Linked DNA regions of Homo sapiens: all the other regions are linked to region 1. A link is a loop called in an ENCODE intact Hi-C map of the cell type or tissue named here. Cell type or tissue: B cell. All regions are shown on one strand. Links, peaks and the distances in the headings refer to the core of each region. The heading gives the core; the rest is flanking DNA. Region 1 holds the start of GOSR1 (golgi SNAP receptor complex member 1). Region 2 has its middle 74 kb from the start of GOSR1. Region 3 has its middle 120 kb from the start of GOSR1.

The links. Hi-C counts contacts between places; a loop is a spot of excess contacts. Peaks named below come from ENCODE experiments on the same cell type or tissue, not always from the same donor. Only the 100,000 strongest peaks of a DNase experiment are listed, where the experiment ranks them.
Region 2: it touches region 1 in a loop (2.6-fold over the local background); 4 of 110 quality-filtered maps call a loop at or near these places.
Region 3: it touches region 1 in a loop (21-fold over the local background); 30 of 110 quality-filtered maps call a loop at or near these places.

What each region holds. Positions count from the first base shown.
Region 1 is chr17:30,472,567-30,482,468 of GRCh38, reverse strand. GOSR1 (golgi SNAP receptor complex member 1) reads right to left here and starts at 5,061. Exons shown (of 9, transcript NM_001007025.2): 1 at 5,005-5,061; 2 at 1,212-1,326. The coding sequence starts at 5,035. RefSeq lists enhancers at 4,798-5,017, 5,168-5,317. In B cell, for the core only: a CTCF peak has its summit at 5,203 (motif pointing left); DNase peaks (open chromatin) are centred at 4,588 and 5,108; H3K4me3 peaks cover 1,820 bases; H3K27ac peaks cover 2,232 bases.
Region 2 is chr17:30,546,086-30,555,987 of GRCh38, reverse strand. No RefSeq gene overlaps it. Among named protein-coding and RNA genes, the nearest start is that of GOSR1, 74 kb to the right of the region's middle. RefSeq lists an enhancer at 4,440-4,970. In B cell, for the core only: no CTCF peak of the experiment used is centred there; DNase peaks (open chromatin) are centred at 3,987, 4,867 and 5,792; H3K4me3 peaks cover 1,243 bases; H3K27ac peaks cover 928 bases.
Region 3 is chr17:30,594,265-30,604,166 of GRCh38, reverse strand. It overlaps the pseudogene SMURF2P1-LRRC37BP1 and the pseudogene SMURF2P1. Among named protein-coding and RNA genes, the nearest start is that of GOSR1, 120 kb to the right of the region's middle. RefSeq lists a silencer at 3,406-3,885. In B cell, for the core only: CTCF peaks have their summits at 3,537, 3,746 and 3,968; DNase peaks (open chromatin) are centred at 2,826, 2,966, 3,626 and 4,496; H3K4me3 peaks cover 1,985 bases; H3K27ac peaks cover 2,040 bases.

The DNA of each region.
Region 1 (9,902 bases), core at 2,965-7,964:
AGGTATATAGAAACATTCTGCGTAAAAATGTTCCCAGCAGCATTTATAGAAAGCTCTTACCTAACATATAATGAACACTCTTATGTCAGCTATCAAAATTATTATTAATTAGCAAAAATTAGAAACAATGGCCATCATCAAATGGTTAAACTGTGATAGTCATAAAATACTACATATGAATTACAAATGAATATACCAGAGTTAAATGAATCCATAGCTGAATCTCAAAAATGTTAAAGAAAAAGTTGTAGAATAACTATATTATATATATACTATATAACATAATAGAATACTATGAATTGCTCAGGAATATAAACATGCAGTAAGAATATATGTGGATTATGGGGTGGGAGAAAGTGGGGTGCCATAAGGGGCTTCAGTGGAATGAGTAATTATCATTTTTTAAAAATGGGAGATAGGGTCATGGGGGTTCATGATATTATTCTTTGTAACTGTCTTAAATATTGCCTAATTAAAAAATTTTTTTTTATTTCTATTTTTTTTAGAGACAGGGTTTCACCATGTTGCCCAGGCTAGTCTTGAACTCCTGGGCTCAAGTGATCCATCCGCCTCAACCTCCTAAAGTCCCGGGATTACACGCGTCATCTACTGTGCCTGGCTACTCCCAATATTTTCTTGAAACAAGTGGATGACTTACAGAGAGCATAAGCTTCAAAGATAAGAATGTATTTTCCATACATTTAATATGGTAATACACTAGTTTCCCAAAAAAGTACCAAAATTAAAGATAGCTTTGATAATTAATAACAAGGATACACAGTGCATTAGATACCCTCTAATACAATAAACACCAGAAAAGCAGTATGTATACCTGGCACCTGGGTAGATCCACAGGTCCATTTAGCAATTGAAAAACACAAGAAATACATGCCACACGGGCAAATCAGCCACCTTTTCCCTACACTGGCTGAATTAGACACTTATATTTTTGATACAAACTTATTCTGAAGTTCTAGCAGGTTTCTTCTGACACTGTAACAATCTTTGCCTAAGGATTCCAAATAAATGCTAGTCTCGAGAATTCAGAAGAATTTTAATAAGTCACTAAAAAATAAAACAATGAATGGCAAAACAAAACACCAAAAATTCACCAATAGACCAACTTACAGAAGTTATATATTTTAGTTTATTTTTTAATGCTTTAAAAACACAGTTAAGGCATAGGAGACAGAATCTGGTAGTACCTATACCTGTCGCGTCTTCCATCTCGGGTACTGCTATGACTGTAACTTGTACATAGTTTGCTGAAGGAAACTAGTTTCAGGTCAAGTTCATTTTCCAGCTGTCGAGCCTGTTTCCTGAGATCTTTAACAAAATTATAACAACAAATAATTAGACATAAAAAGTAGACACAAAAATCACAGCACCATTCTAAAGAAAACAAACTATGAAAATGATCATATACTGATCTTGTTACCCCCATAAAGAAAAGTGTTGGCTGGGCACGGTGGTGCACGCCTGTAATCCCACCACTTTGGGAGGCCAAGGTGGGCGGATCACCTGAGGTCGGGAGTTTGAGACCAGCCTGATCAACATGGAGAAACCCTATCTCTACTAAAAATAGAAAATTAGCCAGGTGTGGTGGCGCACGCCTGTAATCCCAGCTACTCGGAAGGCTGAGGCAGGAGAATCGCTTGAACGCAGGAGGCAGAGGTTGCGGTGAGCCAAGATTGCGCCATCGTACTCCAGCCTGGGTAACAAGAACAAAACTATGTCTCAAAAAAAGGAAAATAAAAGTCTTAAAAGAAGGAAACCAAGGACTTGCCCAGCAAAGCAGATTAGTCACTTATAAACTTCAGAGGGGGCAAGAAGGGAAATAGTAATGGTAGATGCAACTTCGCAGCTTTACTCCAAAGATGGCTAGAAAACAAATGTTGTTCTATCCTTCCTGAAACTATTTGTATAGCAATAACTAAAATTCTGCAATTCAGAGAAAAACAAGAAGATAATACAAATCACAAAGGAACTAAAAATATGGTTTATGACCAGCATTATCAACTTACCAGTTAATGTTATAAGAAAGAAGCCATTATTCTTTTGAAAGGGATTTTGCTTTTTATGTTCCAAAGCTTTATTAGGCTTATGAACTTCTTTTCATAATAGCAAAATGACTTACCTTTTTTTTTCTTTTTTTTTTTGAGATGGAGTCTCGTTCTGTCACCCAGGCTGGAGTGCAGTGGCATGACCTTGGCTCACTGCATACTCCACCTCCTGGGTTCAAGCAACTCTCATGCCTCAACTACCTCCCAAGTAGCTGGGACTACAGGCACACACCACCATGCCTGGCTAATTTTTGTATTTTTAGTAAAGACGGGGTTTCACCATGTTGGCCAGGGTGGTCTTTAACTCCTGACCTCAAGTGATCCACCCACCTTGGCCTCCCAAAGTGCTAGGATTACAGGTGTGAGCCACCACGCCCGGACCAAAATGACTTCTCAATTGAACATAAAGAAAAAAAGTTACCACAAAAATTGCCTTTTTCTTTCTTTTTTTCTTTTCTGTTTTTTCTCACAATGTTGCCCAGGCTGCTCTCGAACTCCTAAACTCCAGTGACCCTCCTGCCTGGGCCTCCAAAAGTGCTAGAATTACAGGCATGAGACATCGCACCTGGCCAAAAACCGCCTTTAAAAAACTTACTGAGGCCAGGCGCAGTGGCTCACGCCTGTAATCCCAGCACTTTGGGAGGCCGAGGCAGGCGGATCATGAGGTCAGGAGATCAAGACCATCCTAGCTAACACGGTGAAACCCTGTCTCTATTAAAAATACAAAAAATTAGCCAGGCGTGGTGGTGGGCGCCTGTAGTCCCAGCTACTCAGGAGGCTGAGGCAGGAGAATGGCGTGAACCTGGAAGGCACTGGAAGGCAGAGTTTGCAGTGAGTGGAGATTGAGCCACTGCACTCCAGCCTGGGCGACAGTGCGAGACTCCATCTAAAAAAAAGAAAAAAACTTACTGAAAGTAATTTGGAGGGCTAAAACTAACAATAAACAATGTGCTACTAACAAGGTCGAATATGAGTATGATAGAAATAAGTACATAAGTTTTAATAGCAGAAGCAAACAGGCAAGTAGAGAAATTGGTTTAGCAGTCTGGCATCTAAGGGTTGCGTGACAGAAGCCACAGTCTGGACACCCACACACAGATACGAGTATTCTCATTCATGGTGAAGTGAAGGTTAAAATAAAAGGGCAGAAGTACCAGAGGTAATGGTATAAGAATCTCTCTTTCAAAAAGAATACAAAACATTATTTCAATATGCTTTTCAACCAGAAATAGAAAGCGTAGTTAACATAGTGGAGCATATTTGCCCAGAGACCAAATGCCAGTTCGAATCTCGGCACAGCCACTTACTGACTCTATGATTTATCAACAATCTACTTAACCTATGAACTTCAGCTTCTTGTTTTTTAAACCCCTACCTTCAGGGTTTGCTTATGTATTGGTAATCATATGCTTACAGCAGCTGGCACAGAGTAGGTTGTCAGTAATGAGCCGCTGTAATATTATAGCATGCTGCTTCAAAAAACCACAGGCTAATGACTAGTAATAAAGATATCAGTAGCCTCTTCTACATAATTTTAAAATGTTTTCTAGCGGCCAGGCGCGGTGGGTCACACCTGTAATCCCAGCACTTTGGGAGGCAGAGGCGGGCGGATCACGAGGTCAGGAGATCAAGAACATCCTGGCCAACATGGTGAAACCCCGTCTCTACTAAAAATACAAAAATTAGCCAGGCGTGGTGGCATGCATCTGTAGTCCCAGCTACTAAGGAGGCTGAGACAGGAGAATCGCTTGAACGCAGGAGGCGGAGGCTGCAGTGAGCCGAGATCGATAGCGCCACCGCACTCCAGCCTGGGCGACATAGCGAGTCTCCAAAAAAAAAAAAAAAAAAGTTTTCTAGCTGGTACACACATTTCAAATGGGCATTGTAATACATGTTTTAAACTATAAGCACGCTTTTCTGTGATTGGAATAATTGTCTTCTCTAGTAGGAAACATAAGTAAAAGCATTTTGAAAGTATGATAGGCAAATCTGGATAAATTTAGAATTGAGTTTCTTAGACCAAGGGGCTGATAGTGACAATACTGTGGTTTCTAGAGGCTTCAGTGTATAGCAATAAAAACAGGTCAAAGGAATTTGGAAAGTAGTTTCTATGCGGCTGTAAAGCAAAGAGACAGTTGGGAGAAAAAGGTGAGCTTTCTCTGCTCTTGTTGATCATCATAATCCACGAATGAGTTTTATGTAAGCTCACTTTATCCGACTATAGTTTCAGGAATTAAACAAATGCATTTGTCAAATCACAGGAAGGTTTTTTTGGTGGGAGAAGTATAGCAAATGTAACTGCAATTCACACAGGTTCTCTCAACTTTTTCAATAAAACCGATTCTAGACTCTAGAGCAGAAGGGTAAGTTATTTTCTCCTCCTTCAAACACCCAGTCCTGGAAGTCCCCAACCTGTAGTTGTCATGGAGACCCAATAAGAGACATTCTGTCTCCTATTCTCTTCATACTTCCTCCGACGGACCGGAATGCAAGTTCCTCCTTCTCTTTTCCCACTCAGTTTTCCAATAGTGACCTCAGCTCCAATGCGCTGACTCCTCCAGTCTCCGGGGCTCTGGATCTTCTCCCTCAACATTCGTTTCCTCTCAGAGTTCGTACCCCAAGCCCCTTCGTCCGAGTTCCATTACTCCCTCAACACAATTCTACCCAGGCGATTGAGAGCCCTCTTCCTCTACATCCCCGCTCTGTCCACTCTGCCCAACCCCTGCCCCACGTCCCGCTCACACGCCCCGGCCAGGCCAGACCCCTACCCCAGACCGTTCGGTATCCCCAAGGCCCCGGGGATCCCACTTAGGCAAGCCCCGCTGCTCAGCTCGGCCGCTCCGGGAGTCTGGTTCTTTCCTGTGCTGCTTCTCCCAAGATCTGTCCTCACTCAGCCCCTCTCACCCTCGTAGGACGCACCCGGAGGCCTTCTCGCCCTCACCTTCCCAGTAACTGCTGGTCCCTGCCGCCATCTTTGTCGTCCAACGTCAGCCGGGATAGGGGAGCAGAGGCGATGCAGGCCGGAAAGTCACCATGGTGCGTGTTTCCGCCTTGAGAGCCAGGGCCGACGGGATGCGAGCCTCCGCGGACACTGCCACCTGCTGATCAATTCGTTATCTTACAGCTTTTAAGTAGCGAGAGAGAAAAAACTTCGGCTTTAGCTCCTGTCTTTCATTCCCGCTTTCTGCGCCCCAAACCATCATCATCTCCCTCATCTCGGCTTATCCTTTCTCTCAGCAGGTGCCTACTTGACTGGGAGGAGAATCATCCTCAGGCAACTCCCTCAATTTCCCTCACCTTGTCTCTAATTTGTATCTTCAGCCAATTTCTTCCTTTCTCAGACATAGAGACCCTTTCTTCCCAGAGCCATTTCCTTCATCCTACCTCCCCGCCTGTGCTCCATCATCCACGTTCTTTGGCGTATGCGCTCTTCTCCACTGGCTGCTTTCCTTGTCTACAGCAGTTCTAGTCCCAGCCCTCTTTGTCCTTGTCAGCCGCCACATCTAGAAAGAGTGAGCTAACTGCTTCTACATGCTCTCGGCCTGAGCCCTCAACCTGATAAAATCTGCTGTCCAAACCCACACTTTATAGATACATAAATTATCACAGTCTACCGGTGCTGACTTAATTCTAGTGAAGTGTAGAAACCTTAATTCCTGTAAAGTTCTTTCCCCCACTCATTTATAATATAGTTGTTTTTAAGTATTTCCTCTGCATTCATTGAGGAGAACCACATCAGTGTTACAATATTTGCTTCAAGGGTCAGGCATAAGTTAGAGAATTCAAGAGAAGAGGAAAGCTTACTTGATTTATGCATATTTTACTCTTCTTCGTTCCTAGTGTCCCAAGATTCCTTTTTCTAATCGTTTCCTTTCTGTTTCAAGAATTTCCCTCAGCCATTTTTTTTTTAAAGAGTAGATCAGCTGGTGACAAATTCTATTAGTTTTTCTTCATCTGAGAATGTCTTGATTTCCCTTCATTCTTGGGGGATCGGATATTGTTGCCAGATATACAATCTGAAGTTGACAATTTCTTTCTTCAGCACTTGAAAAATGTGCCAATTCCTTCTGGCCTCCATAGTTTCAGATAAGAAATTGACTAAAATTGGAATTGTTTTTCCACTGTAGCTAAAATACATTTTCTCTCTCACTGCTTTCAAGAACTGTTCTTTAGTTTTCAGAAGTTATGATGTGCCTTGGTGTAGATTTCTTTGGATTTATCCTGTTTGGGATATCCTCAGCTTCTTGATTCTGACATTTATGTCTTCTGCCAAATTTGGGGGATTCTCAACCATTGTTTCTTCCAATACTTTTTCTGTCTCATACTGTTTCTCTTCTTTTTCTGGGAGTCTGATGACGTGAATGCTAGATCTTGTGTTAATGTCCCACATAGCTCTGAAGTTATGCTAATTTTTTTTCAGTCTATTTTCCATCATTCGGATTTGGTACTATCTACTATTCTGTCTTCAGATTTGCTGACAGAAAGTATGTCTTTCCTCTGTTCCCTCCATTCTGCTGTTGAGCCTATTCGTTGAGTTCATGTCAATTATTGCATTTTTCGTATCTAAAACTTCTGTTCAGTTCCTCATTATATCTTCTGTTTCTTTGCTGAGACTCGTTTTATCATTTGTTCTAAGTTTGTTTGTAATTGCTCACTAAAGTATTTTTATTAGAGCTGCTTTAAAGTCCTCATCAGATAATTCCAACATCTGTGTCATCTTGATGTTGGGGTCTGTTGTCTTTTTTTCACTCAAGTCGAAGTTCTCTGGGCTATTGGAATGACAATTTTTATAAATTGTATCCTGATGTTTCAGGTATTTGTTATGAGATTCTGATCTTATTTATGTCTTCTGTTTAAGCAGACTTCCTCTGACACTATGCTGCTGGGGGACATAGGGAAATGCTTGCTACTTCCAGGTGGCAGTGGAAGTTCAGGCTCTCCCTTGGCCTTCACTGATTCCCCAGGGAGGGGGTGCCTTGTTACTGCTCCGCATGTGGTCCCCACTGCCACCATGGCAGGGAGCCTCATTGCTGCTGTGCAATGGACGAGAAGTCCAAGTGGGGGATGGGTGGAGTGCTTCATTAGAGCCAGGTGAGTGTGGAAGCCTAGCCTCCTCACTCAGCCTTTGATGGCAAGGAGTGAAGATGGGCCTCAGTTTTTTCTGTGGCATTTGTCCAGAGTGGTGAAATTATTGTCCAAAAGTATTCTGTCTTGTTAGGATACCTGTTTCCTCATCCCTTGTCTGGAGAGAGAAGGCTTTCCATTTTCCTTTGGACTTTTCTTGTCTGCACCCTTTGGCATTTCTAGGTTGCCAGTTTCTCCAGCACCCAGTATAGGACATAGGAAACAAAAAGGAAACCCAGGGAACTCACCTTCATGTTCTTTACATTCTGAGGTCCTTAGCTGGTCTGCCTTCTTCTTTCCACCTTTTTGAGTCTTTTTAAAAATATATATATATGATTTTTTTTTTTTTTGCTGTGCTTAGTGGGAAAAATAGAAAGAAATACAGCTAATCCATTTTGTCCAGAAGTGAAATTGTTGATTTAATTTTTAAATGTTTTAATTATCGGGCTGGATGTAGTGGTTCATGCCTCTAATCCCAGCACTTTGGGAGGCTGAGGTGGTAGGATTGCTTGAGTCCAGGAGTTTGAGGCCAGCCTGGGCAACATAGTAGGACCTCATCTCTACAAAAAATTTAAACATTAGCCAGGCGTGGTGATGCGCCCTATAGTCCCGCTACTCAAGAGGCTGAAGTGGGAGGATTGCTTGAGCCCTGGAGGTCAAGGCTGCAGTGAGCCATCACCACACCACTGCACTCCAGCCTGGGTGACAGAGTAAGACCCTGTCTTAAAAAAAAAAACCTGCTAAAATTCTTCATCTTGTCTTCTACTTTCTTGAATTCATTCATCATCATTCTTTTTTTTTTTTTTTTTTTTTTGAGACAGAGTCTTGCTCTGTCGCCCAGGCTGGAGTGCAGTGGCACGATCTCGGCTCACTGCAACCTCCACCTCCTGAGTTCAAGGATTCTCCTGCCTCAGCCTCTCAAGTAACTGGGATTACAGGTGCCTGCCACCACACTGGCTAAGTTTTGTATTTTTAGTAGAGATGGGCTTTCACCATATTACCTGGGCTGGTCTCGAACTCCTGACCTTGTGATCCTCCCACCTCAGCCTCCCAAAAGTGCTGGGATTACAGGTATGAGACACTGCGCCCGGCTTTTTTTTTTTTTTTTTTTTTTTTTGAGACGGAGTTTCGCTCTTGTCACCCAGGCTGGAGTGCAATGGCGTGATCTCAGCTCACTGCAACCTCCGCCTCCTGAGTTCAAGTGATTCTCCTGCCTCAGCCTCTCGTGTAGCTGGGATTACAGGCATGCACCACCACGCCCAGCTAATTTTGTATTTTTATTAGAGATGAGGTTTCTCCATGTTGGCCAGACTGGTCTCAAACTCCCAACCTCAGATGATCCGCCCACCTCGGCCTCCCAAAGTGCTAGGATTACAAAGGCGTGAGCCACCGCACCCGGCCCATCATCATTCTTTAAAAATTTCTGATAACTGAGAAATCTGTACTTCCCATAGGATTGTTTCTATTTTTCTTGATCATTCACAATTTAATCTTGTCTTTTGATAATAAGAACTTTTGATTGGATGCTATATATTATAGATACAACTTTGTATTAATCATTTGAGGATCTAGATGATGTTGTCTTTCTCCAGAAAGAATTTACTGCCTCTTCTTGCAGGCAGTTCAGGTAGGGGCAGATCAGCTTAATCCAGTATGGGGTGGAACTAATACCAAGAGGGATTCTGTGTTTGTTAAAATTGGTCTATTTTTGGTTAACCCTTAATTCTAATGTCTAGCCATTCAGGTTTCCTAACTGGAAGACTGTTTACCAGTGCCACCTCCTTGACAGGTGCTAACCTCATATTTTCCTCCACCCAGTGATACTGCCTAAAACTTCTGTTTGAGTTCTCTGTCTCTTGCCTGGCCTCTCTTCTGTCACCTATGAATTGAAACATACCTGGAGGTGAAAGTTTTACCATCATGCTCACCTCTCAGCTCTTTTTGTTCCGGGATCTTGATCCTATAAGTCCTTCTTACATTAGTAGTTCTCCAATCCTTCAAACAGTTTTTTTTTAAAATAAAATTTAGCTTTTCTAATTGCTCTTGACGAGAAGTCTTTCCATTTCAAGCCAATCCACTCACAGCTGGAAGTGGAACTAAATTTTATTATTTCTAATTTATCTGTAGATTATTTTGTATTTTCCATATATATAAGCATATCATCTAATAATGACAAATTCATCTTATCAATATTCATTCATATATGCTATTTATATTTTCATGTTTCATGGCTGAGATCTGTTCTGATAATAGAGCAAAGCTAAGGTATTAAATACTTTAGTAGGTATTTTTGTTGGCATGTTCGGGGAGGAGTTGTAAGTGCTCTGATTTTGCAGTTCTCATTTGACTAGCAGGACTCGAATTTCCTCCTTTTCTTCTTTTCATCACCTAATTTTCTTTTGCTTCTTTTCATCACCTAATTGTCAAAGGTGCTTCTCCTTTTTTCATTTTTCCCTTCACTAGACGCTCTTCTTTTCTTTTCTTTTGAAGCTGTGTGTTTCAAAGACTGCCTCATTAAGTCACACCTGCCCCCTTTAAATTGTGCTCACTCTGAAGCCTCTTGCCTCTGGTTTCTGCCCGGATCTGCTTGGACATGTTTTTGAGATTGAGAGTTAGGTGGACCTAGTCTTTCTGGCAGTAGTTTTAGGCCAAGATTAGAACATTACTTTCTTTTTCTGGCGTCCCTCTCCTGACTTCCCTGCAGTTTATCTCCAT
Region 2 (9,902 bases), core at 2,936-7,935, 74 kb before region 1:
ACATGACCTTTTTGCTGTTCTGATATGTCTCCCATTTTCCCAGCATTGCCATCCACTTGCTCTTGCGTCTCATCTCCTGCTGCATTTGCTGTCAAATGAGGAATGTTGGAGTTAGCGGAGCTACCAGGCTTCCCGGAGCCGTCCCTGGATGCTGGGTCTTGGGCTCTGGAGCCCTGGTGGGACCCAGCTAGAAAAAGCCAGGGAAGGGCAGACCCTAAGGGCTGAGAGCCTTTGAGCGAATGAGCACCAGTGGGCTGGCCTTGGGACCCTGGGACGTGCCATCCTCAGGCCACAGACACACCAGTCGTAGGTCAGAGCCCAGCCTCTAGGTGGGGTCCTAACACAAGTGGGCAGCCATCCCCAAGCCAGGACTGTGGTTCTCACTTTGGAATTTCATCAAACTGCCAGAGATACAGCAACCTGAGGTCAGGTCCAGCAGGGATTGCTACCCCTCCCAGTGACAGCGTGTTATCCTCACTGGCCACCGCCCAGGCCCACTGCCTCCTCTGCTCATCAACAACCCGCCACGTCCCCCCGTCCCTGGACCAGGCTCTTACCTCTGCCTCCCGGGAGCTGACAGGGGGCAGCCTCTTCTCACTGTAAGGCAACCCAGGCAGAGCTGAGGACCTGCACAGGGCCTGGAGCCATCCGGGTCAGGGAGTCGACCTCCAGAAAGGACTGGCTCTGTCCCATCCAGCTCAGGTCTCAGCCCAGGAGAAGGCACAGGGAAAGGAGGACAAAGGCCTTCCTGTGGGGCTGACTCCCAGGAGGGGTCAGGACCTGGGAGAAGAGGGAGTGCAGAGCCAGCGTGGCCAAGGTTACTGGGGCCCCTGGTGTCGGGGGTGGTCAGGCTGCACAATGGGGCTGCCCATCCTGGACTCGAGGTGGTGCTTTCTGCTGGAGCTGAGAAAGGTCAGCCCTGAGATGGGATGGGGGCTGCCCAGGGTGGGTGACCGGGCCCTGACAGGAGTCCCTCAGGGAGTGACCACATGATGTGGACCCGCCAGGGTCTAGGGAGCCTGCCCTGAGACCTGCCCAGTGCACCCAGGGTGCGCCAGGGGCCCATCCCACCCGACATTCCCAAGGCCCTCGCAGGGTATGACCTCCCAGCATCCACCTGCCTCTCCCTGCACCTGAGCCACACGCCTTGCATTTCAGAAGTGGCATGGCTCATAAGCTTCCTCCCACCCTACCTCCCCCGAGGTCCTCCGTCTCTCCATCCTATGATCCCTGAGGGATGGGCTCCAGGCTGGGCTCCTTTTTTTTTTTTTTTTTTTTTTTTTGTGACGGTGTCTCCCTCTGTCATCCAGGCTGGAGTGCTGTGGCGTGATCTTGGCTCACTGCAAGCTCCGCCTCCAGGGTTCATGTCATTCCCCTGCCTCATCCTCCTGAGTAGCTGGGATTACAGGCATGCGCCACCACACCCAGCTAATTTTTTGTATTTTTAGTAAAGACAGGGTTTCACCATGTTAGCCAGGATGCTCTCGATCTCCTGACCTTGTGATCTGCCTGCCTCGGACTCCCAAAGTGCTGGGATTACAGGCGTGAGCGACTACACCTGGCCCTAGGCTCCTCTTACCTGGCCCCAGATCCCTTCCCAGCACCAGACCCAGGGTCATTAGCTGCAAGCTCTGCTGCCTCCCTGGCCTCTTTGTGAGATGCCCAGAACTTGGCCCTGCCCATCTTCTCCCCCATTCCCCTAAGGCCACAGCCCCTATGGTCCTCATGCCTTTCCCCCTTCCCCATGGGGACAGTGAGGGCTGTAGCTCTAGGGAAGTGGGGGAGAACAGGGGCAGTTGGGCCCCCAGAGACCTGCTGGACAACATCCCTGAGGCTGGGCCAGGTGTCTCCTCACCCTGTGGCCACAACCCTTGGATCTCACTGGGGTTGTCTCCTGGTAGACAGGGCCAGACCCTCAGGCTGCCCCGCTCCTTTTGTGCTCACTTGCCGACAGAACTGCTGAGAGCCCAGGGGCCTGACCTAGCCCCCTCTCCATTCCCACCCACTCCCTAGATGGGCCCCACACCTCTGGCCTAACAACAACCTCAGGCTGGACCTGCAGGGGAGCCAGGGAGGAGTTCTGACCCTGGAAAGGAGGTTGGCTCAACCTGGGGAGACATGTCCTGCGTCAGAAAGGCCTTTCTAAAAGCAAACCCATCCATGAGCTGAGACAGGTGATTTAGGGGCTGAGAGGAGCACAGAGGACTCACTGCAGAATCCCAAAGCGATCAATGTTTCCGTAGATTCCAACAGGCACAGGCCCCATGTCCTCTGGCAGTGCAGCTCAGTGTCCCTGTAACCCAGAGGGAGCCTTGGTGAGGGGTCCAAGGTAAAGGCTGAAAGGGCCTGGGGGTAGTGGCCACCCTGCACTGTGCTCCTAGGGAGCCCAGGACCATTTGACCAGGGTGCACTGGAAGAGGCCTCCCTCCAAGGAGTAGATGGATCTGTACCTTCTCATACTTCATAGTGATGTCCTCTCACTCCTCCAAAGTATCCGCGTCCTCTATCAGGTCCATCCTGTGAGACAAAAACATCTAAAGGTTACACTGTACCTGAGAGCTTCGGAGAACACCTGAACTGCTCCTGCCCGGCTCCCAGATGCTGCCTGGCTGCGTAACCCCCCATTCCACCACCGCCCTCAGGTGAAAAGGGGCTAGACCCAGTGGCCCACACCTGCATGGGTCTCTGGAGTCTCCAGCAGGGGTGTGCATCTTCCCAAGGACTTGAGGACAGTGGGACCTGGACAGAGAGTCCCATTGTCCCCAAATGCCATGAAATGGGCATACACCTGCCCCGGCAGTTTCAATGGTGTCCACCTGCCAAGGGTGAAGGGCCCATGATGGGCTATTCCAGGGATATGGAGGCAGACTGGGGACAGGGACCAGAGGTCTCTGGGATGCTCGGGACCACAGAGATGCTCAGTTTCCTACGGGGAACAAGGTCTCTCCTGAGTGCTCGGTTCTACTCTGCTCATCACTTGGGCTACCATGGCCCTTCAGTCTCACCAGTGAAGCCACTTTAGGAACAACAGGTTTAAGGAATGAAAATAAGCTACTGTGTCCAACGCAGCCTCTGTACTCATAGAAACCACATCTCTCGGGGAGGGACTGTGGACTCCACCATTCTGAGCTATCCATACAGGAGGGGGCTTCATTTTCCTGGGTCACGGAGGAAGAACAGTGGGTCTTTGGTCCTGGGGAACACCTAGATGGATCGTCCCTCCTGGGAACACTTGGAGCAAAAGGAGGGCAAGGCCTGGATAGGACCAGACAAAGAAATACCTGGGGACAACCCCAGTTCCTGGACCCCGTTGAACAGGATGGAAGATAGCCTCCCTCCAGCCAGCTCTCCAGGGCTCCTTCATTTTCCACAGCTGCCCAAAGGCAGAAGGCTCCCCATGCCACTCCCGGACAAGGGACCATGTGTGTTCAGTTGGTCCCACAGGGACCATCAGGACCCAGCTTAGGACACAGATGTGTTCTTAGGACCCTCCCCTCCACCCCACCCACAGTGGATCCATCCCAGTGGCTCTGCCAGGGCCAGGCTCTGCCCCATCGGGATCGGAAACCCTCGACAGATTTGGGATCTAGGGCAGGGAGACCACAGGGTTCAGGCCTTAAGTCCAGCCCAGCACAGGGCAGGGCTGAGAGCAAAACCCAGGGTCATGTCGGGATTCCCGGGTTGATTACCACTTCTCTGACCCCAGACGTCTCAGTTGTCAAATGGGTACATTTGGGAACAGCACCTACCCTATGGAGGCACCATGAGGACGAAAGAGACAATTGTCTACACGGGCAGTGTAGAACGGGCACCCGGTGAGTGCTCAGGGATGACCCTCCTCAGCAGGTGCCCAGAGGCCAACATCGCCCACCCCGTAGCCACTGTCCCCAAGTCAGCCTGCAGGGAAGAGAGCAGGTCACACTCACCTGATTCTGAAGAATCAGCTGGCCTGGGTCATGCCTCTCAGGGAGAAAACCTTTGAGTCCACAGAGCCACTCACAGATACCACTGTCTGTGTGTAGCTGCTGTAGAACACAGAGGCAAGCCGGGGAGCAGCAGGTGCTAAGCACCAGTGACATTCTGAGGTCATGGCACGCATCACAATGGGGCCTTGCCCGGGTCAGCAGGGCCCAGAGTCAGTATCCACTGCCTGAGGCGTCAACATGCCTGCCTGCAGCGTATACACTCTGGGGTGAGGAAAGGAGCCCGGCCTCTCCAGCAGCTGCACAGGCCTGCAGTAGGATGGAGGTGAAGCTGGCCTTGTGGATCACTTGGGCCTCATGAGGGGAAAAGAAAGACCAGGGGGCAGAGGAGGAGCATGGGGGCAGCTGGTGGCCTAAGGAGAAGGCACTTCAGGGAAGGGGTCTGTGTTAGTTTGTTTTCACATTGCTATAAAGAAATACCTGAGACTGGATAATTTATAAAGGAAAGAGGCTTAACTGACTCGCAGTTCAGGAAACTTACAATCATGGCGGAAGGTGAAGGGGAAGCAGGCATCTTCTTCACAAGGTGGCAGGAGGGAGTAAGTGGAGAACAAGGAAGTGCCACACTTTAAAACCATCAGCTTTCCTGAGAATTCACTCACTATCAGGGGAGCAGCACGGGAGGAAACTGTCCCCAAATCCAATCCCCTCCCACCAGGTTCCTCCCTTGACACAGGAGGATTACAATTCCAGATGAGATTTGAGTGGGGACACAGAGCCAAACCTGTGAGGGTCTCAGTCTGTCTTGCAGCTCCCCTGGGGCTGAGGCTGAGTGCAAATCTGCTGGCCCTGCTCTACAGCACGCAGGGTCTCTGCCAGTGCACCCCATCTGCTGCTTCCTGGGAGTGGTGGCTACTTCCTCAAAAGGAGGGTGGATCTGCTCTCCTGTGCACTCCCCCTACCCCCGAGGGACTTGTGGAGCCCTGGCCACATCCTCCCAGGGTAAGGGCATGAAACTGGGCTCCTTGCCCTTCTTACTGCTTGGGTGACAAGCCTGGGGTCATCCCTAGGCCGCGTCACTGCCCCTGCTTCTAAATGGAGAGCATTTTGCCAAACCTTCCTGGGAGAGGCTGGGGGCTCATCCCTGTTGTCTGTTCCATCTTGGTAAAGCCAGGTTAAGACATCTGGGTAAGCAGACAGTAGAGTGGCACCCAGGAAGGGTGGGTGGAGGGCGCTGGCATTTAGGCTTGCCTGGACCATGGTGGGAGGGGGAAGGTTACCAGGAAGCAGTGCTGTCAGGGCTAAAGTCAGGAGGAGGTGGTTATGCTGGTGAGGCAGGGGTGTGGCTGGCTTGCGGTGGGGCATAAATGAGAGCCAAGGTTTGTCAGCATGCAGAAGAGGCAGCTGACTCATCCCTAGGGGCTGCGGAGGAGGTCGGGTCACTCTTGATCCCAGTTCCCAGTGAAAACTGGAGGTTGCCATCACCTAACCACACATGCAATAAAGTCTTCTGCCTGCTGCTTACAGCCCCCGAGAACCTTCTCCGAGAGAATAAAACCTTTGACTGCTGCTCTTCCTGAGTGGATTTTGTTTGTGTCTTCTGATGAACTGTGATGTCCCGTCTATCATTTTCCCAGGCTCAAGGATCCACCAAAAGTTGACGCCTCTTTTGGGGAGGCTCTGCAGTGCCTTCTTCTCACCAGGCTCCCCGGGAAGCTTGTGAACTTGGCTTGCACCCTAAGCAGCCAGGTACACGCAGGGGCTCTGCTTCTTGCTTTCACTAAGAGAGAGAGCCAAGAAAGAGACTGAAGCATGGTCTGCAGAGAAGACACTGGTGCAAACGCCAGGAGAACGAGGGGCCTGAGTCATCTTCATTCCCCTTAAAAACACGCATTCCCTCCCAGGCCACCTTAGGGCATGAAGCACAGTGAGAGTGTGTGTGTGTGTGTGAGTGTGTGTGTGTGCAGGTATATGCACGTGTATTTATGTGCATGTGTGCGTGTGTGTGCGTTCATGTGCATGCACGTATGCATGTGTACATGTCTGCTTGCATGTGTGCATGCGTGTGTGGTGCAGGGATATGAGGTGGACAGGATGTCGGAGGGCAGCTCCAGCTCCAAGCTGCACGTTTCTCTGTTAGAATGGTTTAGATTCCCTGGACCACAGCAAGAGAGTGTTTTCACGTGCATCCATTTTTCTTAGCATTGAAACCCATATTTTTAGCAGCATGTAAACCTTAATTTGCTTAACTATTCTTAGAAGCATTTATACCGGTGGTCCCCAACCTTTTTGGTCCCAGAGACCAGTTTCATGGAAGACTTTTCCACGGACCCGGGAGAAGGGGAAAGGATGATGCGGAGATGATTCAAGCCCATTACATTTATTGTGCACTTTATTTCTATTATTATTTCACTGTAATATATAATGAAATAATTATACCATTCACCATAATGTAGAATAAGTAGGAACACTGAGCTTGTTTTCCTGCAACTAGATGGTCCCATCTGGGGGTGATGGGAGACAGTGACAGATCATCAGGCATTAGATTTCATAAGGAGCACACAACCTAGATCCCTGGCATGCGCAGTTCACAGTAGGGTTCATGCTCCTATGAGAATCTAATGGCACCACTCATCTGACAGGAGACACAGCTCATGTGGTAATGCAAGGGATGGGGAGCGGCTGTTTCTACAGATGAAGCTTTGCTCACTGGCTGGCTGCTCACCTCCTGCTGTGCAGCCTGGTTCCAAACAGGAGGGAACCCGTGATTTATCCAGTAAGATAAATCCATTATGTAAGTTGACATTATTCACTCTGCACCACCCAAAATTATCTTGCATACCTACACACACCCAAGGGTCCGACAGCACACTTTGGGAGCTGTAGACAGTAAGCCTGGAGGTCCATTGCGAATTCCATCTCTTCACCCTGTAGGCTAATAGGCTATGTTAGTTTCCTAGGGCTGTTTTACAGTACCACAGACTGGGCACCTTCAACAACAGAATCTTACTGTCTCACAGTACTGGAGGCCATGAGTCCAAGATCAAAGTGTCAGCAGGGTGGGTTTCTTCTGAGGCTGTGCAGGAAGGTTCTGTTCCAGGCCTGTCTCCTGGCATGTCGGTGGCTCCCAGTCTCTAAAAAACAAACAAAAAAAAAAGAATATGGAAAGGAAAGGTCATTCTGATGAAGTCTCAGATGGAAATCAAGAAGAGGTAAATGGAAACTGGAGGAAAGGTGAGTGACGCTTGCCATAAAGTGGCAAAGCACTAGTGTTTGGTGGAAGGCAGAACTTGTGAGTGATGTAACTGAAATTTGGCAGAAGAAATATCTCAGCAAAGTATTGAAGGAGCGGCTTGATTGTCTTGAACGTTTATAGGAAAATGAAAGAAAAAGAGGAATGATTTAGAGACAGAACTTATAATCAAAAGGGAAGCAGAACTTAAAGATTTGGGAAACTTTTAGCCTTCTCAGCCTGCCCGTTTTGAACAGATAAGAAAGTGTGTTTGGGAGCGAACACGAGGGTGTGGGTCAGGAGGCCTGCGTGGATCAGGGCTGTGCTCCTCACCAGGACAATGGAAGAGCGACCCTGAAGGCATTGTGTGGATCACTCAGGCCGCACTCTCGTCACAGGCCCATGGTGCCAGGGCACTGACGGCAGTACGGTTTCCAAGAAAGGCCCTGGGGCGCCCTGAGGACCCCTGAGGACCTTGGGGCTTGCTGCCCAGCACTCCCTGAAGTCGCTGGTTCCCACACTGTGCTGTGGTGCTCCTTGGCTGCTCCAAGTGTTGCTCAATGGGCCCTGGTGGAGTGGGGGACATGCTATCACCCCTCCAGAGGACACAGGCAGAAAACTCTTTGGAGCATCCACGTGGTGCTCATTCTGCAGGTGTGCAGAGTGCAATAGCTGTGGGATATGGCTGCCTCCACCTGCATTTCAAAGTATGTCCCAGACAGCCTTGGGGTCAGGCAGAAAACTGCCACAGGGGCAGGGACACCACAGAACGTTCCCACTAGGGCAATGCCCAGCAGAGCCGTGGGGAAGAGGCTATCCCCAAGATTCCAGGATGGTAGAGCCAGCAGTGTGCAAGTCCACCCTGGGAGAGCCTCAGGCATCAAACTCCAACATGTGAGAGCTGCTGCCTGGGCTGCACCCAGCAAAGCCATGGGGGAAGAGCCACCTGAAGCCCTGGGCCGCCCAACCACATCCTAGTATATCTGGAACATGGGCCATGGAGTCAAAGAAGGTTCTCAAGTTTTAAGATTTAATGTTCTTTTCCCGGTTGGGTTTTGGACTCACTTGGGGCAACAACAACAACCAAAAACACCAAGCTGAAAGCAAAAAACACAAAATAAACACCTTAACCCTATCCCTCCATTTAATGTAATTCAGGACTCTAACCAAGAAGAATTTCTCAATTTCTCAGCAAAGCTACAGGGCTAATATTCAAACCCGCCTATAAGCAATGCTATTTCTTTTCCTTAGGTAATTATTTTCCCAGAACTCTATAAAACAACTAAAATATTTTTGACCAGAAATTAAACATATAAAAAAGACCATCTAGGCCTTTGCAGCATGCACCTCCAAACTCTTCCAGCCTCTACTCATTATCCACTTGCACATTTTTGCGTATTTTTTAGAGCAGCATTCCACTTCCTGGTATCAAAAATCAATACGAGTTTGCTAGGGCTACGGTAAGAATATACCACAGATGGAGGTCTTAAATAACAGAAATATTGTTTCTCACAGTTCGGGGTCCCAGAAGTCCAAGACTAAGGTATCAGCAGAATCGGTTTCTTCTAAGGCCTGGCTCCTTGGCTTATAAGTGGCCACCCTCTTGTCTGTGTCTCCATGTGGTCTTCGGTCTGTGTCTGTGTCCTCATCTCCTCTCCTTATAAGGACACCAGACAGATTGGATGAGGGCTCACCCATATGACCTCGTTTCCCCTTAATTACACCTTTAAAGGTCCCATCTCCAAACACAATCCCATTCTGAGGCACTTGGGGTTAGGACTTCAACGTATCAACTTGGGGGTGGGGGACACAATTCAGCCCATAACACCCGACTTCTGTGCCCCCAAAACTGCTTAGGCAGAAGAAATGATGGGGTGGCTCACCATGGTCCCTTCAAAGCTTCTGCCCAGAAATGGCACCTGTGACTTCTGCTCCACTTCACTGCTCACAGCAGGTAACATGGTTCACTTCAAAGGGACAGGGAGGTGCTATCCTACCATGGATTTAAATATAAGACCTCAAACTATAAAAATCCTAGAAGAAAACCTAGGAAATATCCTTCTCTACATCAGCCTTGCCAAAGAATTTTTGGCTACGTCTCCAAAAGCAATTGCAACAAAAATAAAAAGTGACAAGTGGGACCTAAGTAAATTATGTTGTAAATCAATAAATGTGATTGACTTATTGAATCGGCAAATGTACATTTATTGATTATAAATTTTATACACTTTATAATAAAGAGTTTCTGCACAGCAAAAGAAACCATCAACAGAGTAAACAGACAGCCTACACCATGGGAGAAAATATTCACAAGCTAGGCACCCAACAAAGGCCTAATATCCAAATCTATAAAAAACTTGAACAAATCAGCAAGCAATAAAAACCCCAAATAACCCCACTACAAAATGGGCAAAAGACATGAAAAGACACTTCTCTAAAGAAGACATACAAGTGGACAACAAGCATATGAAAAAATGCCCATCATCACTAATCATTAGACAAATGCAAATCAAAACCACATGAGATCCCATTTCACACTAGACAGAATGGCTACTATTAAAAAGCCAAAAAACAACAGGCACTGGTGAAACCATGGAGCAAAGGCAATGCTTACACACTGTTGGTGGGAATGTAAATTAGTTCAGCCACTGTGGAAAGCAGTTTGGAGTTTTCTCAAAGAACTTAAAACAGAGCTAACATTTCACCCAGAAGTACTATTACTGGGTATATAACCAAAGGAATATAGA
Region 3 (9,902 bases), core at 1,664-6,663, 120 kb before region 1:
TAATAATATGAGAAGCAGCATACAAAAACATTAAATTTATAAAAAGATCTGAAATAAATGTTCTGAAGGAGTAATCTTATTCTACTTCTCCATACCTAAGAATTTAAAATATTAGAAATTACATTAAACTGCTTTTTGCAGCCTTTGGTTTTCAAAAACAATAATGGTCTGAAAATTATCCTAAAGTTTTTACTGTAAAGAATATTTTTCTATCCAAACCATTGTAAGAAAAGCCTGTATCTGACAGTCATATAGGTATAATGGTATAGAAATTATACATTTTATAATCAATTTGTTCTAGAAATATTAGTTGAAGTTGATAGTGTTACCATACAGCCCATTTTAATGATCATATGTTAATGTGTCACAAAGAACAGAAGTAGCTTGATGGATGAAATTGGATTCTAACCCCCAATTGCCTGAGGAATCTAAAATTTGGGATCAAATTATTAAATTAGTCCCACCTTCTTAGCATTGACAAATACCAAACAATTCACTGACTGTGGTTTTAAGAATAATATGTGGAAAGGTCTAATATCAATTGTGGGCAGAGCTCTCACGGTTCAAATATTTCAGAAAGACAGTGTATGAGTGTGTGAGTGTGTGAGTGTGTGTGTGTGTGTGTGTGTGTGTGTGTGTGTGTCACCATGCAAGAAATGTTTATACCTTTCAGTAAAAAGGCAATTCCGCAATAAGGTTATTACCAAGTAACTAAAATTTATACAGCATATTGAAATCAAAGGTACTCTATAAATTTAAAATACTAATATGGTATTAACTTAAAGCAAAGAACAATAATTTTAAAACATCTTACAGCCCAAGTGTATTGTAAACCAAATATAAATTCACTGTGGGATCTGTCTTTTTTTAAGTGATTTTTTTTCCTCTATTAGGGAACCCAGGTCTAAATGAACTGTTAAACACTTAGTCTAAAGGTATGCCAAACATTTCTTAAGGTCTTAACAAAGAATCAACTTTTTTTTTTTTTTTTAAACAAAATGAGGCCTAGGTTAAGTATTTTATTTGGCTTCTCAAGATGGACTGAGAAGTTGGGCACCAGCTCCAGACCAATTCCTGGACGCACATCAAACACAGCCCTGTCATTTATCCTGTCAGTCAAAACAATCTTTTCCATCTAACCCTTTAATGTTTATGTCCTAAAAAGCTGCTAATTAAATCCAGCTCTTGAGATCTATTTGCTAAAATATATCCCATCTAATTTGTAAATGATGAACAAAAATGAAAAAAAAAATGTTCGCTTTCCTGGCAAAACAGAAGACTCCACTATAACCAAAGGAGGAAGGACAATGTTTTTAACATTTGTCAAATTTTAAGAGAAAACTATTCAGAGACAAATAGTTGTAAGAAACTCAGAGTACCTCAAACTGTTTTTCCTATTAAGTGGACACAGGGTATTTAAAAAATCCTCAGAAAAACCTGAAACAAAATCACTCTATAAATGTAGTTCAATATTCCCTCTTCCCCTAAAATATAAGCATAATCTTTCCTCTTAACAAACTTTACTTATAAATTTTTATAATGTATCATAGGCAGTACAGAAACCACAGATAAACACTTTAAGATCTACTGAGTCATACTAAAAACCTCAACTCATTTTATCTGCAGAAAATCAAAATCCCTATTTTTTCCCTCATTTTCTCTATGTAGCCTTGAGGGAAGTAAATGGAAACAGCTTATTTCTGATGCTTTCTGCACACCTGGGATCGCATGTTCTTTCGATGATCACTGATTCCAGATAGCAACAGATAAACTCTAAAGCAACAAAGATCCCCTAAAAAGGTTTCCATTGACTTCTCCCAATATAAGGACATTGAATGGGGGGGAGTAGGGGGAAATACAAGTATCCTCCAATCCAGGTTTTCCATTAAGAACCACTCAGTTAATGATTCCCTGCATTTTTCCCTAGGGAAAGCAAAACTGTCATGAAGGTCGTATATTATTTAAATTGCAGCCAACAGACATTCGAGATAAATTCTCAAATACCAAATTCACTGCAAGTTTTCATCTAGCTGTACTGGGATGTGACACACAGGCATTCAACCACAAAATTAGCTCAAATAAATCTCAAAGTCTAGTGTGGACAAACATAATTACAGTTTATTCGTACACGTGCACGCACACACAAATCCTCTACGGAAAATTATCTTTCTCACCACTCATCGGAATATAAACGTGGACAATTTATCAGGGGTAAATGGTGAAGGTAGGATAACGTCGTGATTTCAATTCCTTTTCAAACCAAATACAAGTTTTCCTAAAATGGGGGTGACATGTCCATGTAAGAATACCAAAAATGGCACTGTAAGCAAAAATGTACCTGTAATGTTAAAGATTTCATGCGCCTGGAATCATAAACACTTTGTAAGTGTAGTCTTCTATCTAGCAACCCCTCCGGACATTATTTTCCATTTAGAAAAAGGAAGGGGGAGGGTGGGGAGAGTAAGAGAAAGTTTGCTCTAAAGTTTGTATGAGCACATAGTTAGAAAAGTACCCCCTACCCGCCTCCAAAAGTGTGTTTTTAAAGCAGGTCTGGAGTTAGAAGTGACACAAGTTCTGCGGCCTACAAGGTACAACCCCAAACATGCCACCCTACAATCAGACACTTCCAAAACACAGTGTACAATGAGCCCGAGCCGTCGGATCAGACAGGCACATGGGAAAAGTCAACCTCAGTCTCCTCTCCTCAGAGAGACCTGAGTTTAAGGTGTGCGGCCCCGGCAACGGTGGCCAGAGGCGGGGAGTAAAGGTTTTGCAAGCGGGCATAAGTGGGTGTGCAAGGTAACAACCCGGGAACACACACGTACACCCTCCCGTTAAGCGCTCCATCTTTAAGGAGTGTTTACTGCGCGCAGTCTGCAACCGGATTCAATAATCCCCTTCACGAGCCCACCTGGGCCGTAGCCCAGGGGCTGCTGCTCCCCGAGCCCCGGGAGGCAGCGTCGGGCTCCTTGACCAAGACTTTTCAGCCCGAAATCCGCTGCGATGCGAACGGGTGTATCCTCCCCTCCACAAAAGACTACCCCGCCTCCCCGAGTCATCCTCGGCTTTTTAAAGAATGTCCAAACCAGAGCGAGTGGCTTTCCAATTACTCTCCCTGAACTAGGCCTTCCTACTCCTCCGACCCCCAACTCACCATTGATCGCGATCCTGGCCCTTCCCAAGTCAACAGGTACCCCGCGCCAGCTCGCCCACCCGGCGGCTGCCCAGCCCGGCCGCCGCTCCCCATCACCTGTCGGGCGCAGTCTGACTGGCCCGTTCCTCCGGCTTCAGGGGTTGGACATGTCCCCGGCGGCGGGGTTGGCGGGGGCGGCGGGCGGGACGGGGACAGGGGCGACGTCGAAGCGCGGCGGAGTCACCACAGAGGCAGGGGCTGAGGCCCGAGCTGCCGGCGCTGCGACCGCCACGGCCGGAGGGTCCCGGATGTGGCGAGCGTCGTCGTCCTGAGCCGCTGAGCTCCCCGCTCCTCCCACTTCTCCTTCCTTGGTCCGGGCAGCACAACTAGGCGGCAGCCGGCCGCTGGCGCCCCAGCCGTCTCCTCGCGGCCTCCGCGGCCTTTCCCTCCTCTCCTCTAGGCTAGGCCCAGTAGCCGACGGGGCTGGTCGGCTGAGGCGGGCGGTGCTCGGCGGCGCCGGAGCAGGACTCTGGGCTCGGCTACTCCTCCTCCACCCGCCTTTTTGTCTGAGGGACCCGGGACCTGGGGCTGCCGCCACCACTGGTCGGCTCCGGGGGACTGGGAGGAGACGGGAGTTGGGGCCGTTGGGGCCGGGCGGGGCCAGCGGGCGCGCGCAGAGTACCCAGGGTGCCCCGGGCTGGCACCGGCCGTCAGGGAGTGGGTGAGGTGCCGCCGAGGGTCTCACGCGGAACGCGCGCAGGGAGCAAAGTGGCAGCGGGGGCGACAACTCTGGCACCTGGAGGGGCATAGTGTCCGGTCCACTTAAGGAGAGCTTTTGTCCAAGCAGGGCCGACTGCATTTATTAGACGCCCACTGCGTGCAGAGCGCTCCTAGAGGCTGGGGCGAGGAAGGTTAGAACCGAGTCCGCTGCCCGCTGGGAATCTGGCGTCTCTCGGGCGAGGGAAGAGACAGCATTCCCACGCCAATGGTTCCAGCAAAGCCCCAGGACTGCTCTGCTCCTGGTCTTGTAGTTGACACCTCCATCGGAGACTCACCTGGGGGAGGCGATCGGGTTACCTGCCGGCTCCTGCTCTTTTCAGGTGCAGCCAAGGATAGGGAGATGATAACATCTGAAAGGATTAACAAGATAAACCTTGGAGAGTAATGTATGAAGGGTTGTTCATACACTGCTGTATTTAGTTATCTCAGGAGGAGAAAGAAAATTTCTTTTTAAATGTGTACCTTATCCTTTGACCTTGTAACTTTACTGCTAGGATTTTTTTTTTTTTTTTTGACAGGGTCACCCTCTGTCGCCCAGGCTTGAGTGCAGTAGTGTGACCACGCCTCACTGCAGCCTCAACTTCCTGGGCTCTGGTGATACTCTCACATGAGCCTCTGGAGTAGCTGGGACCACAGGTGTGCACCACCACGCCCCATTAATTTTTGTATTTTTAGTAGAGACATGTTTAGTAGAGACATTTAGGTTTCCCCACGTTGCCAGGCTGGTCACGAACTCCTGACCTCAAGAGATCCGCCTGCCTCGGCCTCCCAAAGTGCTCTCAGGCTCGGCTCCCTGAGCCACCATGCCTGGCCCTATTCTTGACAAATAAATAATAGTACGGAAGATGTTCTTTGCTATATTCCATTAATAACAAAAGGAATGAGGGAACAGCATAATGGTCCATGAACCGCATGCTTTTTAATGCAGCCATTTAACTGACAAGTTTTATGAAGATCATATAATATGGAAGAATGTATATGTAATGCAAAGTTTAAAAACAGAATAGAAGTTGTATGCATATGCATGCGAAAGTATGTAGCACAATGTAAACTACTAAGAACAACAGCGTGGGAGATTTTTTATGTGATTCATTAGTTTTGCTTTAGGCTGTTATTAATGCAATTTTAAATGTTTTGGATTAATATATTTTAATCCTTATTCCATGCCAGTCATTTCTTTTAATGCATCAGTGTAGTCACCTCTCCAGATAGTTACCTCTGAGAGCATTTCATCAGTTTGGATACAGCCTTACAATTAAAGTAATCCAAAAAAGTATATGAAGTTCTAGACATCACACTAGAAATACCACAGATAGGCCGGGCAGGGTGGCTCACCCCTGTAATCCCAACACTTTGGGAGGCCAAGGCGGGCGGATCATTTGAGGTCAGGAGTTCAAGACCAGCCTGGCCAACTTGGTGAAATCCCGTCTCTGCTAAAAAAAAAAAAAAAAAATATATATATATATATATTAATTAGCCAGGCGTGATGGCGCATGCCTGTAGTCCCAGCTACTAGGGAGGCCAAGGCACGAGAATCGCTTGATCCCGAGAGGTGGCAGTGAGCCAAGATCACGCCACTGCACTTCAGCCTGGGCAACAGAATGAGGCTCCGTATCAAAAATAAATACATAAATAAATAAAAATAAAAATACCAGAGATAGTGCCAGCAATTCATTCAACAAATATTAAGTGGCTATTTTGTGCAGAACAATGAGCAAGGTCCTTTAGAAATGCTTCCTTGTACTACAGATATATACAAATCAATGTGAACAATAGCTGCTACCACAATTTAAGAGGCTGAACAGTGGCAAAAAACTTAGCAAACTGATGTACACATTCACATTTGCCTTATTTTTATGGCACATTCTTTGTTTCCAGCCACCCAACTAACATAATTTGTAGCTTTATATTAGTTAATGTAAGTTAGTATTTCAGAAGGTGATGGGAGACCTGGGGGAGACTGCTTGTTTTGAAGTTTAAAGCAGTACATTCAAAAATGTAAGTGACAGCATAGAAAAATGTATACAGGGTTAACATGCAGAGGTTTGTATTTAGGCTTTCTTGTAAGTTTAAATACTATTGTTTAAAACAAATATTCAGATAAGAATAACACTTTAAAACCATTCAAGGACTGGGCATGGTGACTCATGCCTGTAATCCTAGCACTTTGGGAGGCTGAAGCAGAGGAATCAGTTGAGCTCAGGAGTTTGAAACCAACGTGGGCAACATGGCGAAACCTCATATCTACAAAAAATTAGCCGAGAGTGGTGGCATGCACCTATAGGCCCAGCTACTCGGAAGGCTGAGATAGGAGGATCACCTGAGCCCACAGAGGTCAAGGTTGCAGTGAGCCATGATCATGCTACTGCATTCTGTGGGGGAAAGAAATAGAGATCAGACTGTTACTGTGTCTATGTAGAAAGAGGAAGACATAAGAAACTCCATTTTGGGGATCTAATTAAACTAAAGAGCTTCTGCACAGCAAAAGAAACTATCATCAGAGCGAATAGGCAACCTACAAAATGGGAGAAAATTTTCGCAACCTACTCATCTGACAAAGGGCTAATATCCAGAATCTACAATGAACTCAAACAAATTTACAAGAAAAAAACAAACAACCCCATCAAAAAGTGGGCGAAGGACATGAACAGACACTTCTCAAAAGAAGACATTTATGCAGCCAAAAGACACATGAAAAAATGTTCACCATCACTGGCCATCAGAGAAATGCAAATCAAAACCACAGTGAGATACCATCTCACACCAGTTAGAATGGCGATCATTAAAAAGTCAGGAAACAACAGGTGCTGGAGAGGATGTGGAGAAACAGGAACACTTTTACACTGTTGGTGGGACTGTAAACTAGTTCAACCATTGTGGAAGTCAGTGTGGCAATTCCTCATGGATCTAGAACTAGAAATACCATTTGACCCAGCCATCTCATTACTGGGTATATACCCAAAGGACTATAAATCATGCTGCTATGAAGACACATGCACACGTATGTTTATTGCGGCATTATTCACAATAGCAAAGTCTTGGAACCAACCCAAATGTCCAACAATGATAGACTCATTAAGAAAATGTGGCACATATACACCATGGAATACTATGCAGCCATAAAAAATGATGAGTTCATGTCCTTTGTAGGGACATGGATGAAACTGGAAATCATCATTCTCAGTAAACTATCGCAAGAACAAAAAAACCACACACCGCATATTCTCACTCATAAGTGGGAATTGAACAATGAGAGCACATGGACACAGGAAGGGGAACATCACACTCTGGGGACTGTTGTGGGGTGGGGGGAGGGGGGAGGGATAGCACTGGGAGATATACCTAATGCTAGATGATGAGTTGGTGGGTGCAGCGCACCAGCATGGCAGATGTATACATATGTAACTAACCTGCACATTGTGCACGTGTACCCTAAAACTTAAAAGTATAATAATAAAAAATAAATAAATAAATAAAAGAAACTCCATTTTGATCTGTACTAAGAAAAATTCTGCTGCCTTGTGTTGTGGGAAGTCAGGGACCCCAAATGGGGGGACTGGCTGAAGCTATGACAGAAGAACATGGATTGTGAAGATTTTATGGACATTTATTAGTTCCCCAAATTAATACTTTTGTAATTTCTTATGCCTGTCTTTACTGCAATCTCTAAACATAAATTGTAAAGATTTCATGGACACTTATCACTTCCCCAGTCAATACCCTTGTGATTTCCTATGCCTGTCTTTACTTTATTTTTTTATTTTTTATTTATTTTTTTTTTTGAGAGGGAGTCTCGCTCTGTTGCCCAGGCTGGAGTGCAGTGGCACAATCTCGGCTCACTGCAAGCTCCGCCTCCCGGGTTCAGGCCATTCTCTTGCCTTAGCCTCCTGAGCAGCTGGGACTACAGGCGCCCGCAACCATGCCCAGCTAATTTTTTGTATTTTTAGTAGAGACGGGGTTTCACCGTGTTCACCAGGATGGTCTCGATCTCCTGACCTCGTGATCCACCCACCTCGGCCTCTGAAAGTGCTGGGATTACAGGCGTGAGCCACTGCGCCCGGCCAACCTGTCTTTACTTTAATCTCTTAATCCTGTCAGTCGAGGAGGATGTATGTCACCTCAGGACCCTGTAATAATTGCATTAACTGCACAAATTGTAGAGCATGTGTGTTTAAACAATATGAAATCTGGGCACCTTGAAAAAAGAACAAGATAACAACAATGTTTAGGAAACAAGAGAGATAACCTTAAACTCTGACCACTGGTGAGCCGGGCAGAACAGAGCCATATTTCTCCTCTTTCAAAAGAAATGGGAGAAATATCGCTGAATTCTTTTTCTCAGCACGGAACGTCCCTGAGGAAGAGAATACACGCCTGGAGGTATAGGCTTATAAACAGCACCCCCAGGTGCGCCTGTCTCTTATGGTCGAAATTGCAGAGATGAAATATACTCCAGTCTCCCATAGCGCTCCCAGGCTTATTAGAAAGAGGAAATTCCTGCCTAATAAATTTTGGTCAGACCAATTGATCTCAACACCCTGTCTCCTGATAAGATGTTACCAATGACAATAGTGCCCGAAACTTCATTAGCAATTTTAATTTCGCCTCAGTCCTGTGGTCCTGTAATCTCACCCTGCCTCCACTTGCCTTGTGATATTCTATTACCCTGTTAAGTATTTGATGTCTGTCACCCACACCTATTCGCACACTCCCTCCCCTTTTGAAAAGCCCTAATAAAAACTTGCTGGTTTTTGTGGCTTGTGGGGCATCACGGATCCTACCAACGTGTGATGTCTACCCCGGACGCCCAGCTTTAAAATTTCTCTTTTGTACTCTGTCCCTTTATTTCTCAAGCCGGCCGACGCTTAGGAAAAATAGAAAAGAACCTACATGATTATCGGGGCAGGTCCCCCGAAAGCCTTGAGATGCTGTTAATCTGTAACCCTATCCTCAACCCTGTGCTCGCAGAAACATGTGCTATATTGACTCAAGGTTTAATGGATTTAGGGCTGTGCAGGATGTGCCTTGGTAAAAATGTGTTTGCAGGCAGTGTGCTTGGTAAAAGTCATCGCCATTCTCCAGTCTTGAGTACCCAGGGACACAATGCACTGCGGAAGGCCGCAGGGACCTCTGCCCAAGAAAGCCTGGGTATTGTCCAAGGTTTCCCCCCACTGAGACAGCCTGAGATATGGCCTCGTGGGAAGGGAAAGACCTGACCGTCCCCCAGCCCGACACCCGTAAAGGGTCTGTGCTGAGGAGGATCAGTGAAAAAGGAAGGCCTCTTTGCAGTTGAGATAAGAGGAAAGCATCTGTCTCCTGCTCATCCCTGGGAATGGAATGTTTCGGTGTAAAACCCGATTGATCGTACATTCGATTTACTGAGATAGGAGAAAACCGCCTTATGGCTGGAGATGAGACGTGCTGGCGGCAGTACTGCTCTTTACTGCACTGAGATGTTTGCGTGAAGTCAAACGTAAATCTGGCCTATGTGCACATCGAGGCACAGCACCTTTCCTTAAACTTGTTTATGACACAGAGTCCTTTGCTCACGTTTTCCTGCTGACCCTCTACCCACCATTACCCTATAGTCCTGCCACATCCCCCTCGCCGAGATGGTAGAGATAGTGATCAATAAATACTGAGGGAACTCAGAGACCAGTGCTGGTGCAGGCCCTTGCTTGCTGAGCGCTGGTCCCCTGGGCCCACTTTTATTCCTCTATACTTTGTCTCTGTGTCTTATTTGTTTTCTCAGTCTCTCATCTCCACCTTGCGAGAAATACCCACAGGTGTGGAGGGGCAGGCCCCCTTCAGCATTCCAGCGCCACTGCATTCCATCCTGGGCAGCAGACTGAGACTGTCTCAAAAACAAGCAAAAAAAAAAGACGGCTGGGTGCAGTGGCTCGTGCCTGTAATCCCAGCACTTTATAATGTTAACTCTAATTTTTTGGCAGGTTTTTTTTTTTTTAATCAAATTCAGGAAATTCTCCCC